Regions from separate parts of the Homo sapiens genome. Here all the other regions are linked to region 2. The links are chromatin contacts, found by Hi-C or POLR2A ChIA-PET in ENCODE. All regions are on one chromosome and are shown on one strand. Each heading gives the region's core, a stretch centred on a gene start or an enhancer-like site at or near the end of the contact. The rest is flanking DNA. Distances are from core to core; before and after follow the strand shown. Region 1 overlaps SH2B2 (SH2B adaptor protein 2). Region 2 holds the start of KMT2E-AS1 (KMT2E antisense RNA 1). Region 3 holds the start of SH2B2 (SH2B adaptor protein 2). Region 4 holds the start of ORAI2 (ORAI calcium release-activated calcium modulator 2). Region 5 holds the start of CBLL1 (Cbl proto-oncogene like 1).

Region 1 (2,700 bases), core at 201-2,700, 2.7 Mb before region 2:
CAGAAGCCATTGCCTGGCACCTTAGATTTCCCTCTCACACAGCCTTTGAGGTGCCAGCCCTGGTGAGTCAGGTCTCTGGCTTCCTGCCTCCTCACCCCTGCAGGAAGAGCCTCCTGAACCCCAGGTCCCCTCATTGCCCTATGCCAGGCCAAGCCCTGGGGACCCAAGGAACAATGAGGCCGGCCCCCCGCCATTAGGGAAACCACTGGGAAACCTGGTATTTTCAAGATGCTTGCAAATCTTACTGGGGTGAGCCCCGGAGGAAAAGCTTGGGCTACCTAAGTGTTCACCAGGTGGCCAGCACCCTGGAACAGCACTTTTGGAGGTTCAAGCTCTGTGGGCAAAGGCCTGGAGTTGTAAACAAGTTGACCATTCAGGCATGTGGGCACAGTGCGTTGTGGCTGGAGCAGGTGGGAGGAAGCTGGACCAGGACTGACGGACCTCAGATTCCAAACTGGGGAACCACAGCATCTCTGGCCAGCAGGATACCTGCTGAAGCTTCCAGTCCAGGCCTCCACTGCAGGCCTCTGTCTGCTCTGTCCCCAGCCCCGCTGGCCGGCACGATGGCCACACACCGGGGTTAGCCAGGCCCCGTTCATGCTTCAAGCCTAGCCCTGCACGCGCTGGACAGGGGCCAGTTCTTCCTGGAATTCCCATCTGCCTGCCCATCAAATGTGTGGCCTTTCCATTTCCTCCTAAGAAAGTTCCTGTCCTGGAGACAGCGCTGCTGGGAATCTCACTCAGGCCAGCCCCAAGGGGGCCTCAGGCTCACGGCAGGGAGCTTTGAGGCAGAGCGAGTGGGGCCAGGCACAGAGTGGCGGTCCCACAGAGCCCTGCCAGCTCACCTTGGATCAACCCTGCCCGCAGCGTTGTTGGGAACACTGGTCCCTTTTACTCACTCCAGGAAACAGTGAGCCCCGTTCTGAGTCGGGGGCTCCAGGCCCTGCTCTGGAAGGTCGGGTCTGTAGTAGGAGACCAGCATTTTTTCTTTAAGCAACCAGGTTTTAAGACCCATCATTTTTTATTTTTTTATTTTATTTTATTTTATTTTATATTTTGAGACAGGGTGTCACTCTGTCGCCCAGGCTGGAGTGCAGTGGTGCAATCTCAGCTCACTGCAACCTCCACCTCCCGGGTTCAAGTGATCCTCGTGCCTCAGCCTCCCAAGTAGCTGGGATTACAGGCACGCACCACCACGCCTGGCTAATTTTTGTATTTCTAGTAGAGATGGGGTTTCATCATGTTGCCCAGGCTGGTCTGGAATTCCTGACCTCAAGTCATCCTCCTTGGCCTCCCAAAGTGCGAAATTACAGGTGTGAGCCACCACACCCAGCCAAGACCAGCATTTTTTAAAACGTGAACTAGAATAGAATAGAAAATATCACACTCTATCCCACACAGGAAGGGTAACTATTGTCTGGTGAGATGTTTGTTTCAGAGATATTTTTACCTGCGTATGTGTGTATTGGGCCCCAGTGTTAAATGTATTTCTCACAATGGGTCAAGGTCAAAAATAAGAAAACCACAGATCTCGTGGGTGCATTGGGCAGAGGGCAGCCCAGGTGGGGTTTTCTCCTCAGGGCTTGGAGGTAGGAGGCTCAGATGTCAATTCTGGTTCTGTCCTGGACTTGCAAGGTGACTATAGGAGGAGGTCCTTTTTTTTTTTTCTTTTTTTTTTTTTTTTTTTGAGGCATCGTCTCACTCTGTCACCCAGGTGGGGGTATAGTGGTGCCATCATAGCTCACTGCAGCCTCGACCACCTCCCCTGATCAAGCGATCCTTCCACCTTAGCCTCCCAAATAGCTGGAACTACAGGCACTCATGCCACCACACTCGGCTAAGTTTTTTGGTCTCTTTTTGTTTCGTTTTTTTTTCTGTGAAACGGAGTTTCATTCTTGTCGCCCAGGCTGGAGTGCAATGGCGCAATCTCAGCTCACCGCAACCTCCGCCTCCTGGGTTCAAGCGATTCTCCTGCCTCAGCCTCCCAGATAGCTGGGACTACAGGCATGCACCACCACGCCTGGCTAATTTTGTATATTTTTTAGTAGAGATGGGGTTTCTCCATGTTGGTCAGGCTGGTCTCAAACTCCCGACTTCAGGTGATCCGCCCGCCTCGGCCTCCCAAAGTGCTGGGATTACAGGCGTGAGCCACCGCACCCAGCCCATTTTTTGGTCTCGAGTAAAGATAAGGTCTTGCTATGCTGTCCAGGCTGTCCTTGAACTACTGGACTCAGGCCATCCTCCTGCCTCGGCCTCCCAAAGTGCTAGGATTACAGGCATGAGCCACCATGCCTAGCCAGGAAAAATTTCTTTCTTGTTTCAAAGAAATGCCTTCCTCAGCTTCCCCCTCTGTGAAATGGGGATTGGGATACCTCTGTACCAGGGTGGCTGTGGCAGTCTATTTGAGGGCCACTCTAACACCTGGCAGCGGGGAGGGGATGGAAAGGGTGTCGGGAAATGCTGGGGCCACTCACTATCCTTCTTCTGGCCCCCAGGCCTCCAGGCCCAAGGTCAGCATCCCACTGTCAGCCATCATTGAGGTCCGCACCACCATGCCCCTGGAAATGCCAGAGAAGGATAACACATTCGTCCTCAAGGTGAGGTCTCACCCCTAACCTCAGAGATCCTCCAGCTGCCCCAGGCCACCTTCCCTTTAGGTGCTACAGCTCCCTAGGGGAGCGAGGGGAAGGAGCCTAAGGC
Region 2 (2,700 bases), core at 70-2,569:
ACCCAGCGCCATCTTGCCCTGACGCAGTTACAAAAGTCACGGGAGAAATCCTGTCTCCTCCTCCGCGCCAGCGCCCCAAAGTTTTGCAGAGGCCGAGCCGGGGCCCTCACCTCGCGCAGGGACAGTAGAAAATGGTCAGGGAAGAGCCTTGCGATTCCCTTCGCCACTGCTTGGGTTCCATATCGGCCGCGGCAGCAACGATCACCATCGTCACTTCTCCCTCTCTACCTTTGCAACAGCCTCCCCCTACGGCTTTGGCCCCACCCGCTGCTGCAGGATGAGGTCATCGCCAGCCAACCACGACGCGCCCGACAGGACACATCAGGCGCTGATTGGCTGCCGAGACCGCCTCTGCCTCTCCCCACTCCGCTTCCCCCAGCGCTCTGGGTCGCTGCGGGGCAAGGGGAAGACGGAAACCATTTCGGGGAAAGACCCCCAAAACAAGAGCCGGAATCGCCGTGTCATTTTAGTGGGGAAACCCTTCTTTTATTCTTTGGTCTCCCCCTTTTTTCTTCGAGATCACTGTCTGTCCCTCCCTCGTTTAATCACCGCCATATAAAGGAATTCCCACTCCCCTCCCCGCACATTGTCCCACCGGTGGGGAAATCCTTCCCCGAGGCCAAGAGAAGTATAGGAGGCAGCGACGGCAACTGCACCGACGGCAACGGCAGCTTTTTACCCCGAAGCACGGTGGCAGGGAGGCGGCGTTGACGGTGGCTGCATTTTTCCGGCTGCTTCTCCCCCCGACCTCTTCCGTTTCTTGCTCCTCCATCGAGACAGCACTAGACTCGCCAGCTCCGCTTTTATCCGGTGCCCGGAGCCTGCGCACTGGAGCCTCCTCAGCCCCTAGTGGGCGTCGAGTGACACCCCAACCGGGTTCACCCAGCGCTGGAGGCCAGACTGGGCTGGGGGAGGAGGGGGAGAGGAACGGGGAGACGGGACTGGGGTTGTTTGGGAGGGGGAGAAGGTGTATCGCTTTCGGAGGGTGACGGGAGGGAGTTCGTTCCCAAGCCCTGCTGTCCTTGTTCGTGCACCCAATACTGGCATGCCCAAGCTCACCTATATCCAGACTTGAGGGCCACTGGGGGAAAGGGGGAAAGAACCAGTCCCACCGAATACCGACACTTCCTCAAACCTTCGGTGGATTGTTGAATGCATCTGTTGTCAGAAAGACAGAGATTCCGTCCCCCTCACCGCCTCCAGTTTGCTATCTTCGAGCCTCCGCGGAGAGGCAACGGCGGGCGGCAGCCCACAAGCAAAATGGCGCCGGGCAGCTTCATCCCCTCCCCCTCTGCCCCTGCGGAGCGGGACGGGCGTACCCCGTGCACTTGCCGCCGCCGCCGCCGCCGCCGCGGCCGCCGCCGCCGCCGCCGCCATTTTCCCAGAGCGAGAGGCAGTGACACTGAGCGGGCGCAGGGGGCCGAGTCGGAGACCGTGCCGGAGTTCGGGAGCGGCAACAGAGTGGGCATAGACACTCCGAGCAGCCTCGCCGTCGTCTCTGCGTTCCTGTTGACTGCCTGGCTGCCCCCTCCCCTACTCCTCGGTTCCTGGTGAAGAGGCTGCGCGCTGCTGTTTGGGGAGGGGGTGTGTGGAGCCGGGTCCTGTGTCCGCAGTGGCTGCTGTCGGGGGGTCGCCTGTTCGCGGAGGTGCGGAGAGACTCCTTGGGGGTCGAGCACATAACGGGGTTCGGGTGTCTCGTGTGTGAACATCACAGGTTAGTGCCTGTCGTCTCCATGGGAGTTCCTGGGGCTTGCGGGGTTGGGGTACTTGTGTTTCAAGGGGGAGGGAGGTCTCTCATCTTTATCCTTAAGCTGGGGGAGCCGACGTTGACTCTCAGGTGTCTTTGCCGGCGCAAGACGTTGCTTGCTTAAATCGAATTTATTCTTTCTTCTCCCTGACCCTAGAAATGGAGCATTATGGCGGGTTTTAGGGTTGGGAAAGGGGTAACTGGCAGTTAAACCCCCTTGAGAGTGGGGGAGTTAGGGAGGGGGCGCACTCCTCATTGGCAGCGGGTTAAGGCCGCTTGAGTGAAGACGGAGGCTTGTGACTGTTAGTAGGGTTTGTGTCGAAGTGGTCCCAGGAGCTGCCAGCGCTCCCTTTTCTCAACCGCGTCTTGTTCAGGTGCTGAAAAGCCATATAGGCCCCATTTTCTTCTTCCATTTCTTGACGGGCAGTCTCTGGTATAATGTGCACATGAATACGAAGGGGGTAAGAAGAACGCCCTGGGCATCTCTCTTTGTGGGAGAGCGAGACAGCTAGCTCCTCATCCTCTCCTGGAGAGGGTAAACCCGCCCCTGAAGTGGTCACCCCAGTACCCAGCCTTCTCAGTCTCCTCCCCCACTCCTTTTGCATTACCGCCGTCCTTTACTGTGCCGGAGCCTTAGGATCTACAATATGGCTCATTTCAGAAAAGCTTATTTTGACCAAGGGATTGGCACAAATTCTATGGCAGCAGACACAGATGAGAAACAAACGGTTCACTGTGCTAAACGGGGTGGGGGTGAGAAAAAAACAATCCAGAGTGCTCTCTTCTACTGGCCTTAGTTCCGTATAGATCCGTCCTTGCTGGGCTCTGTCTTAAGAACGATACAATTTAAAGTCAAAGAGGAATCGCTAGAGTTAGCTCTAGAGTAAACCTCGTTTTGCCTATTTTGTTCCCTTTTTAGAGATGTGAATAAGGTAAGGTGTTTGGAGTTCTGG
Region 3 (2,700 bases), core at 199-2,698, 2.7 Mb before region 2:
GTGTGCAGCTCCGATCGAGGGCTGGCCCACTGCCGAAGCTTTCATTAAAGTGTCTGCTGGCCTGGTCCTGCGGAGGGAACAGAGCCGAGATGTGGGGCAGGGAAGGGGTCTGCCTGTCTTCCGTGCCCCCGTGGAGGGCAGCACCGGGGTTTTGGGCAGCAGGTGAAGGCTCTGTCCCCTCCACCTTCAACTCTGGAAGCCCCACCTTTCCATCCCTAAGAAGGGTTTGATAAAAACCCTTGTCTGTAAATTAGAGATGGGAAATGGCTCTGGGAAAAGTCAGAGGTCAGTTTGGGCCCGGGAGGGCGACAGATGGAGGCAGCTCCGGCTGGCAAGGAGACCAGGACAGAACTGCCAGAGGTGGGGGCAGGGGACAAGGAGGGAGATGAGGGGAGAAGACACCCAGGGGTCCCCCCCTGCTATCTCCAGGAGCAAGACTACTCTCTTCTCTGAGCGGCCCTTTCCACACCTCTGCCCCCACCGAAGCCCTCCCTCCCCTCTCAGACCCCTTCCAGGCCTGCTGAGCCCCCTGCACCTCTTTCAGGAAGCCTCCCAGAGCCCCCGCGCTGTGCCCTCAGCACCAGGGGTCAGGCTACAAATGCCCCGCAAAGCCCAGCGGGACTGTTTCCTCAGCCCCACTGGTCTCTGCCCTAAAGCAGGCGAGTTCTGGAGCCAGGCAGGGGTGAGGAAGGTGCCAGGGTTGTGGCCCCTCATCGCCCCTCTATGATCTCTGACACCTCTCCGGGTGGCATCAGGCCCCCATCACAGCGAAGGCTGGGTGGTGGGGGCACTGCGCTCAGGGGGGCCGTCCCGCCCTGTGGCCCGGGGGCGATTTCCCGCACCGGAGGGCTGCAGGGAGGGGGCGTGGTGGCGCCCTCGAGATTTATGAGAACCAGGCGTCGACTTCCTCCGTTGCGACATCCAGGCCTCCTCCAGGCTCCCATTGTCCCTGCTGCGGAGAGTCTGGCCACAGCGGCGGCTCCCGCGAAGCACCCGTCAGCGAGGGGCGCTTCGAGGGCGTCCGCGTCCCATACACCCGCCACGCAGGACATTCCCCCGGCCCCACGCTCCGCGCTCCCGGGGCCACCACCACCGCGGGCTCGAGGGGTGGCCTCCACGAGGAGGAGTGGGAGTCCCGCGCCTGGCCTGGGGCCGGCTCGGCGACATGGGGACCCCCGCCCAGATGGGGCGACTCGGAGCCGGCTCCTAACCCCTCTCTCCGGGCCCCAGGACCGGGCAGTCTCGGCACCGCAGCTGCGGGGAGCCAGCAAGCACCGGCCACCGGCGCCGCTCGGGCTCCGCGGATGGCCGGGGGCGGGGCCTGAGCGGCGCAAGTGGGGGCGGGAGGGGGCGGGGCCAGGACGCGCGAGGGGGGGCGGGGCCGGGGCTCGCGGCGGGGGCGGGGGCGGGGCGGGGCCGGGAGGCGCGCGCCTCGCGGGCGGAGGGGCGCGCCGCGCTGGGGCTGGGCTTGGAGCGCGCGGAGCTCGGCTGCCAGAGAGCCGCGCGGGGGACGCGCCGGGACCGCGAGGAGCGCAGGAGCCTTCGAGGCGGTGAACGAGGGAGGGAGCCCAGTCCGCCGCGGGCCATGAGCCACCGGGCCCGGGGAGCCCGGCCGCGGTCCGGGCAGCGCTCAGCCGGCGCCCCAGCCCGCTCGGCCGCAGCTGCGCGCCTGTAGGTATGGCCTCCTTATACCCAGTTCCTCGCTCCCTGGTCCTTCCCCCGGGACCCCTGTCTGTCCCCGGGGACGTGCGCTGTGTGCGCACCGCTGCCCGAAGGAGAGCGGCCGCACGCGCCTTGGTCCGCGCGTGTCGTCTTTGTGTGCGCGGGTGGGAGGGAGGAGGGCGCGCGAGGGAGGGGAGGCGCCCCCGGCTGGGATCTGCTCCCCGATCCCCATCCCGGGCGGGGCGGGGAGCCGCTGGAGGGGCCGAGCCGCCTCTGGAGCAGCTGCGCCCCCGCCCCCTGCTAGGGCCCCGGCCGGGTAGTGGGGCGAGAGCAGCCGGGTCCTTAGAGGAGGGGTCTCTGGTTGGGGGAAGGGGTGCCCAGGTCTCTTCCCTACGCTGGGAGCGCTGGGAGGGGGCGTCAACCTAGAATGAGGGTGAGGGCCACGGGATGGGATCGGGGAGGACCTCCTCCAGGCCACAGGCACGCCCTCCCTTTGGCCCAGGCCCCCCTTTCTCGACCTGCCCAGCCGGGGAGCTCCCCGGAGCCCCCGATTGCCGGGAGGATCGTGGAGGGTGCCCAAGAGGCCGGCGCCTTTAAGAAGGGGCGGGTTCGTGCCCTCCATTCAGGCCCTTGGGCCTCGGCCATTGATGAACCTGCGGGCTGCGCGGGCCGGAACCGCGCCAGCCCAGCGGGCTGAAGCCGGGCAGAGGCAGGGACGCATCCTGGCCCCCTGCAGCCCCGAAGTGGGGGCCTTCAGGGAGGGAAGTCTGCAGTGACTGGAGCCTCTCAGGAGCCACGCAAGGCAGACCGGGCAGCCCCAGGCGAGACTCTGAACACGAATAAGCCAGGATCTACGTGCACTTCGAGCTAGTGCAAGGGAGAGCCTCAGGCTAGGCTGTCAGACCTGGGTGGAGCCCTACCAATGCCCCCGAGCCAACATCACCTACCCTGTAAAATGGGATGGTGCTGCCTGCCTCCTGGCTAAGGGACCGGCAACTCCCGGCAGGAATTGCGTCCCAGAGTCAGGTCCCTGGAGCT
Region 4 (2,700 bases), core at 102-2,601, 2.6 Mb before region 2:
GGGGCCAAGCAAGGTGGCCCATGCCTCTATGCCCAGCACTTTGGGAGGCTGAGGTGGGAGGATCACTTGAGCCCAGGAGTTCGAGACCAGCAGAGGCAACATAGCAAGACCCATCTCAATTTTTTTAAAAAATTTAAAAATTAGCTGGACATTGTGGCACATGCCTGTAATCCCAGTGCTTTGAGAGGCTAAGAGAGGATTGCTTGAGGCCAGGAGTTTAAGACCAGTCTGGGCAATACAGGAAGACTCTATCTCTAAAAAAAGAATTTTTTTTTTTTTTTTTGGCTGGGCACAGTGGCTCACATGTATCATCCCAGCACTTTGGGAGGCCGAGGCAGGCAGGATCACCTGAGGTCAGGAGTTCAAGACCAGTCCGGCCAACATGGTGAAACCCCATCTCTACTAAACATACAAAAAAGTAGCCAGGCTAGTGGCGTGCACCTGTAGCTCGGAGGCTGAGACAGGAGAATCGTTTCAACCCCGGGGTCGGGGGTTGCAGTGAGCCAAGATGGCACCACTGCACTCCAGCCTGGGTGACAGGGCAAAACTCCCTCTCAAAAAACAAACAAAAACAAATTTTTTAAAAACTACCACGGTGTGGTGGCTCCTGCCTACATGTAGCCTCAGCACTTTGGGTGACTGAGGGCAGAGGATCACTCGAGCTCAGGAATTCGAGGCTGCATTGAACCGTGATCGCACCACTGCAGTCCAGCCTGGGCGACAGAGCCAGACCCTGTCTCAAAAAAATAAAAAAAAAAATCCTGTGAAAACTCGGGCGTGGCCAGACGGATTCTCCCCTCCCCACCTTCCTTTCCCCTCCACTGCCCACCTGCACCCGCCCGCCCTGTCCCCACTCCCCGCCCCTCTACGCAGCCAGCGTCCAATGCTGGGCACCCCCCGAGGCTCACCCTGCCAAGCCTGGGGCTCCCCTTTTGCGCCCGGACCCAGGGGCAGGGAAAGCCCAGCTCGTGGTCTGTGGGTAGCCGGACCCCCGATGGGGCGGTGGGGGGCCTCGCCTTGACTCCCAGAGCTGGGGCCGGGGACAGGAGCTGGGGCAGGAGGGATGCGCGCGGGTCGGGGTCTTCCCACCTCCCCTGCTCCTCTCCCTCGCGCGATCCCGGGGTGGTTCCAGGTGAGGCGGGGACCCCCACCCCCCCACTCTCCGAGGAGGCGCCGCCAGCCCCGCCCCTCCCGGCCCGGCGGGTGACGTGGCCGCGGCTCTCCCGCGGGTGGGTCACGTGTTGGCGGCGCCTGGTTGCCTTGGCAGCGGCTGCGGCGGCCGCGGGGGCGGGGTGGAGGCGGGGCCGGGGGACCCCGCGCGACCGGCGGAAGGAGGGAGGGGGCCGCGCTCGGCGCCCCGGCCGGGCCACTGGGCCACAGGCCACGCGGCCACGCAGTCCGAGCGGGAGCCGAGCCGGGCGGGGCGAGGGCAGCTCCGGTGAGTGTGGCGGCGCGGGGGCCTGGCGCGGGGAGCGGGGTCCCTGCGGCTGGGGGGGCCGGAATTGGACCGGGGACGCTCGGCGGGGAAGGGGACGACTGTAGGCTGCCCGGGCGCGGTCACTACCCATCCGGGGTTGGTGACCTCCACCCCGCGGGATCCCTGGCGGGGTGCGGCGCCCAGAGGATCAGGGTCGGCGGCGCAGCCGGTTCCGGACACCGGGGCGTCCCTGGGGGAGGGACAGGGATGCAGCCTAGCGCCCCTGGGAGGCCCCCTCCCAGTGCGCCTGCTGGAGAGAGACACTCGCCATTGCCGGTGCCCCAGATGCTTAGAGGAAGTCAAACTCCAAGACCGCCCTCTGGAAATGTGTCCAGTAGGCCAGCCAGGAAGAAAAGCTCATCTCTAGAGAGGGGATCGCGTTATTCTACAAGACCTGTTTTCTCGGACTGCTCATTAAAGCAAAAAAAAAAAAAAAAAAAAAAAAGCAACCCCACAAGGTTCAGTCCCGGAGCATCCTCTAGGGTCTGTGCCACCTGACAGAAGTACAGGGCTCCATCCTGCCCCACCCCACCCCCTGCCTGGGATCCAGTGTGAGGCCCAGACTCTGTCCCTCCCCCTGGGCCACCGGGCCTGGCACACACAGTTGGCATTGGGAACATAAAGGATGGATTTGAACCCCCTCCTGGGCTGCTCCTTCGAGACCTGGAGACCTGTCTCAAGACCCAGCTCCAGGCAGACAGACATCGTTTCCTCCACAATCCCACCCACTCTGGGGACATCTGCAGGGCCTCACCGATGGGGCATGGGAGGCCTGGCGGCTCCCAGGAAGCCACCCTCAGCCCTCACTGCCCTGAGCTCTTCACCTCCACTCTCAGACCTGAGCCCAGCCCACCCTTACTGATGGGGCATCCCTCTTGTTCACCCTTCCTTCCTTTGGAGGCCACCAGGCTCTCCCTTGCGTCCCACTCCTGCCAGTCGGCCAGCCATTTCCCTGGGTTGAACTGTGGTCCCAAACCAGAATGATCTAGCAGTGCCCAGACCGTTCCACTCACCAATTTCTTCCATTCTCCTGTGGCTGGACGCCCAGTCATGCTGCCCAGACCCTCTGGCTCATTCCACAGCCCCAGGCTCCAAGTGTCTTCCACCCACATCTCCCTGCCCCCTCCACCCCCCAGGTGGCAGCCAGTCTTCCCTCCATATCTCCTGGACAAGGAGAGCCACCCCACATGTACACCTGGAGTGGCCTTCCCGTCTCTCGGAAT
Region 5 (2,700 bases), core at 84-2,583, 2.7 Mb after region 2:
AAGAGGTCAATGTAATAATCTTTTATTGATATAGGAACTCTGGCACTGAAAGCTTGAATAACCCAAGGTAATGATGTCGTCACCAAGGGAGGACAAGAATAGAACCCAAATCCCTTGACTCCCAAGCTTGTGTTTTCCATTAATTGTGCTCCTTTCTATTCATCCAAGAGCATCAAGTGTAAAAGGCTGGAGAAAGGAGTGGACACAAATGAGCCAAGTCCGCAAGGTGGAGACTGCACTGAAGGTCCTAGGAATCGCCCCTTGGCACTTTCCTTTTGTGTTGGCTGAGGAAGATGAAAGCAGCAACAACCACAAACTCCTGGGACCAAGAACTGGAACTAGGTACTGCTTGTTGTGGTAACTCTCTTCCTCATTTTAGGCCTTTCCTTTTTAACCTCTCCTTCCGGCCAAGCCTTCGCGCTCTCTTCCCCTCCCTCGGTTTCTATCCGCTCCCGTTAGCTCCACTCCGCACATTCCTGCAAGGTGTCCCCGTTAAGAGGAGGCAGCTGCGCCGCACTGGCTCTCCACCCTCCATCCGGCCCTGGCGCCCAGTCGTCAGGTGTTCGAGAGGTTCGTAGCGTCACAAGCGCTCTCCCTAGAAAGTGAGTGGCAGTCAAGCATTATAAACGTGTTTCAACTGTAAAGAGACTTAAGAGATGGGAACCGGGGCATATACCAAGTTAGCTCTGCGTGGGTCTAGGTAGCTCGTCACGACAAAGCAAAATTTAGACAAGCGTTGAGACTTTCCTTCTAGCTCCGAGTTTCACAGCTCCGCCATCCCCTGAGCAACCTCCCACTGGAGGGCGCCTTCCGGAGCGCGCGTGTTTACACTTTTGCTACACCAGGCGGAGGAAACAAGCGCTCGCTGACCCCGGGGGATTCCAAACCGTTACTCCGCCCGCCGGGGTGGGGCCAGCGCAACGGCCGAGCCTGCGCAGCCAGCCGGCTCCGGGGGCCCCGCGCACTACAAGTCCCAGAAGGCAGCTCTCCGCGGGGCGGGCAGTCGCCTTATCTGCTTCTGGCTCATTTTTACCACTGCTCTCCCCTTCCCCGGTCCCCCTGGTGTCCTTTCCACAGTTAAAGGCTACTTTCTCTTGAAGCACATGAGGAGAAGCCTTAGCAACCTCAATACCGAAGTTCTTCGCGCGCTCGCTCTTTCTGCCTCCGCCCGAACTATGCCTGAGTCCCTCACAGGAGTTGGATAGTAGAGGCGAGAGAAGGAAGTCTTTGCAGGCCAAAATTGGGACAACCTGCTTGGACTTCCGCCTCCCGGCCTCCGGAAGGCAGTGCGCACGCGCTCGCTGCGACTCCGGCGCGGTTGACTTCCGCTCCCACTGTGCTCTGCGAGCCGAATCATGGATCACACTGGTAAGGAGGCGGAGGCAGTGGGGGTCCCGGTTCCAAGCCCCCTTGGCCGGCCTGGGGCTGGTCGCACAGCAGGCAAAAGGGATTATGCTCGCCCCACAACACTAGGGTGTGGCAGTGAGAAGAAATCTCACAGATGCCTTCCTGTGCCCGGCAGGGGCCTGCGGTTTCCTGGCCTACCGTCTGGTGTGGTACCTACCTCCTCCGTGCCGGCAACAACCGCTCCTACTCTGGTTCTGCTGAGCTCCGAGCCCGGACCAGTGGGCGATGTAGGCCTTCGGGAAGGGAGAGCCCCGGCTCTGTTTTATTTAGCCCAGCTGCTCTGGCCTACGTTATGGAGACTGGCGGGTAGATTGCGGTCTCCGAGTCGCGGAATCCTCTTTACGCTGGGAGTGGACGGGCGAGAATGGGTTGGAGACTTCCTGCTGTCTCAGTCAGCTTTGGGCGGGTGCTGCAGTGGTCACCCCCTGTCGTCTCTCCGATCCTTTATGGACTAGAGGGGTGAAAGAAGGGAGTCTGATAGAGTTTTTGGAATCAAACTCGGAGCAGTTTTTCTACCTAAACCAAAAGCATGCCCCGCGCTTCGGCTGAGGTCCTTACTCATCATTTGAGGGTATTTACAAAGAGGAGTTTAAAATCAAGGCATTCTCATACTTTTCTCCAAGTAAGAGTGGCTCCACCCTTTGTTATGTATTTTCTGGCTTTTGCTTCTTTGTGGTTCTTGGATATTGAATGAGTGCTCTTGGAGTTATGTGCCCCATACATTTATAGCGACCGTATCACAAATAGAGAAAAAAAGGCTTTTTCTTGAGTATTGAGTTGTCCTCACTCATCAGATATCTACTTGGTTATATAATTAGGTGTGTATGTTTATTTATGTAGGTGTGTATGTTTATTTATGCAAGATACATGCAGATATCTATAGGTCGGGAGATGGAAGATGGAATGGTAAACGAGACGGACCAGGTCCGTGATAGAACTTCTGTTTTATGGAGGAACACAGACAATACGTTCTTTTTTTTTAAATTTATTATTTTTTTAATGTTTGCGGATTATTTTGAAGAAAATAAACGAGTGCTGTGGAGAGATTCATAGGACGAAATTTCAGAGAGGGTTGTTAGGAATGGTCTTTGTGGAAGCTAAGATCTGATGGATGAGAAGAACCCAGCCCTGGGAAAAAAGCAAGAGGAAGAGCATTTCCAGCAAGTGCGAAGGCACTGAGGTAGGAAGATACAGTGAAGTCAGCTGCAGCCTCCTAATAGCCAGAGGGTAGGAGTCCTGAAGTGAGATTGGAAAGGAGGGCAGCAGGCACATCATTCAGGTCATTGAAAGCCG

Evidence for each region. A loop is a pair of places that touch in the nucleus more often than their neighbours do. ChIA-PET counts read pairs that join two places held with the same protein, here RNA polymerase II (POLR2A). Pooled maps may share reads with other maps.
Region 1: a pooled map shows a loop between it and region 2 (22-fold over the local background). The contact joins the enhancer-like site here to the promoter of KMT2E-AS1 in region 2. A Hi-C loop is called at or near these places in 1 of 168 maps with a recorded cell type or tissue (OCI-LY7), 1 of 37 single-sample maps with no recorded cell type and 3 of 50 pooled maps.
Region 3: a loop to region 2 is called in a pooled map, with 8 times the contacts of the local background. The contact joins the promoter of SH2B2 here to the promoter of KMT2E-AS1 in region 2. A Hi-C loop is called at or near these places in 1 of 168 maps with a recorded cell type or tissue (OCI-LY7), 1 of 37 single-sample maps with no recorded cell type and 5 of 50 pooled maps.
Region 4: a loop to region 2 is called in a map of naive thymus-derived CD4-positive, alpha-beta T cell, with 5 times the contacts of the local background. The contact joins the promoter of ORAI2 here to the promoter of KMT2E-AS1 in region 2. A Hi-C loop is called at or near these places in 1 of 168 maps with a recorded cell type or tissue (naive thymus-derived CD4-positive, alpha-beta T cell), 4 of 37 single-sample maps with no recorded cell type and 10 of 50 pooled maps. POLR2A ChIA-PET finds 5 or more read pairs at or near these places in 2 of 52 experiments (CD4-positive, alpha-beta T cell and activated B cell).
Region 5: a map of naive thymus-derived CD4-positive, alpha-beta T cell shows a loop between it and region 2 (16-fold over the local background). The contact joins the promoter of CBLL1 here to the promoter of KMT2E-AS1 in region 2. A Hi-C loop is called at or near these places in 2 of 168 maps with a recorded cell type or tissue (CD4-positive, alpha-beta memory T cell and naive thymus-derived CD4-positive, alpha-beta T cell), 1 of 37 single-sample maps with no recorded cell type and 14 of 50 pooled maps. POLR2A ChIA-PET finds 5 or more read pairs at or near these places in 1 of 52 experiments (CD4-positive, alpha-beta T cell).

What each region holds. Positions count from the first base shown.
Region 1 is chr7:102,304,226-102,306,925 of GRCh38, forward strand. It overlaps SH2B2 (SH2B adaptor protein 2), which reads left to right. Exons shown (of 9, transcript NM_001359228.2): 3 at 2,496-2,597. Among named protein-coding and RNA genes, the nearest start is that of MIR4285, 12 kb to the left of the region's middle. RefSeq lists enhancers at 1,534-2,320, 1,781-1,940. Within about 2 kb of position 1,451, at least 4 of the 41 ENCODE cell types and tissues checked have a DNase peak (open chromatin) inside an H3K27ac peak, as active enhancers do; they include OCI-LY7, where a contact is called at or near this core.
Region 2 is chr7:105,012,822-105,015,521 of GRCh38, forward strand. It overlaps KMT2E-AS1 (KMT2E antisense RNA 1), which reads right to left and starts at 1,320. Exons shown (of 1, transcript NR_024586.1): 1 at 1-1,320. It overlaps KMT2E (lysine methyltransferase 2E (inactive)), which reads left to right and starts at 1,384. Exons shown (of 27, transcript NM_182931.3): 1 at 1,384-1,714. RefSeq lists enhancers at 1-303, 393-932, 724-773, 1,094-1,213, 1,474-1,703 and silencers at 924-973, 1,324-1,413.
Region 3 is chr7:102,285,420-102,288,119 of GRCh38, forward strand. It overlaps SH2B2 (SH2B adaptor protein 2), which reads left to right and starts at 1,449. Exons shown (of 9, transcript NM_001359228.2): 1 at 1,449-1,675. RefSeq lists silencers at 767-1,346, 1,417-1,956.
Region 4 is chr7:102,432,224-102,434,923 of GRCh38, forward strand. It overlaps ORAI2 (ORAI calcium release-activated calcium modulator 2), which reads left to right and starts at 1,352. Exons shown (of 4, transcript NM_001126340.3): 1 at 1,352-1,438. RefSeq lists silencers at 812-951, 982-1,761.
Region 5 is chr7:107,742,809-107,745,508 of GRCh38, forward strand. CBLL1 (Cbl proto-oncogene like 1) reads left to right here and starts at 1,334. Exons shown (of 6, transcript NM_024814.4): 1 at 1,334-1,368. The coding sequence starts at 1,356. It overlaps CBLL1-AS1 (CBLL1 antisense RNA 1), which reads right to left and starts at 1,773. Exons shown (of 2, transcript NR_144537.1): 1 at 1,565-1,773; 2 at 1-595. RefSeq lists enhancers at 1-442, 443-961, 1,059-1,278, 1,629-1,808 and a silencer at 819-1,018.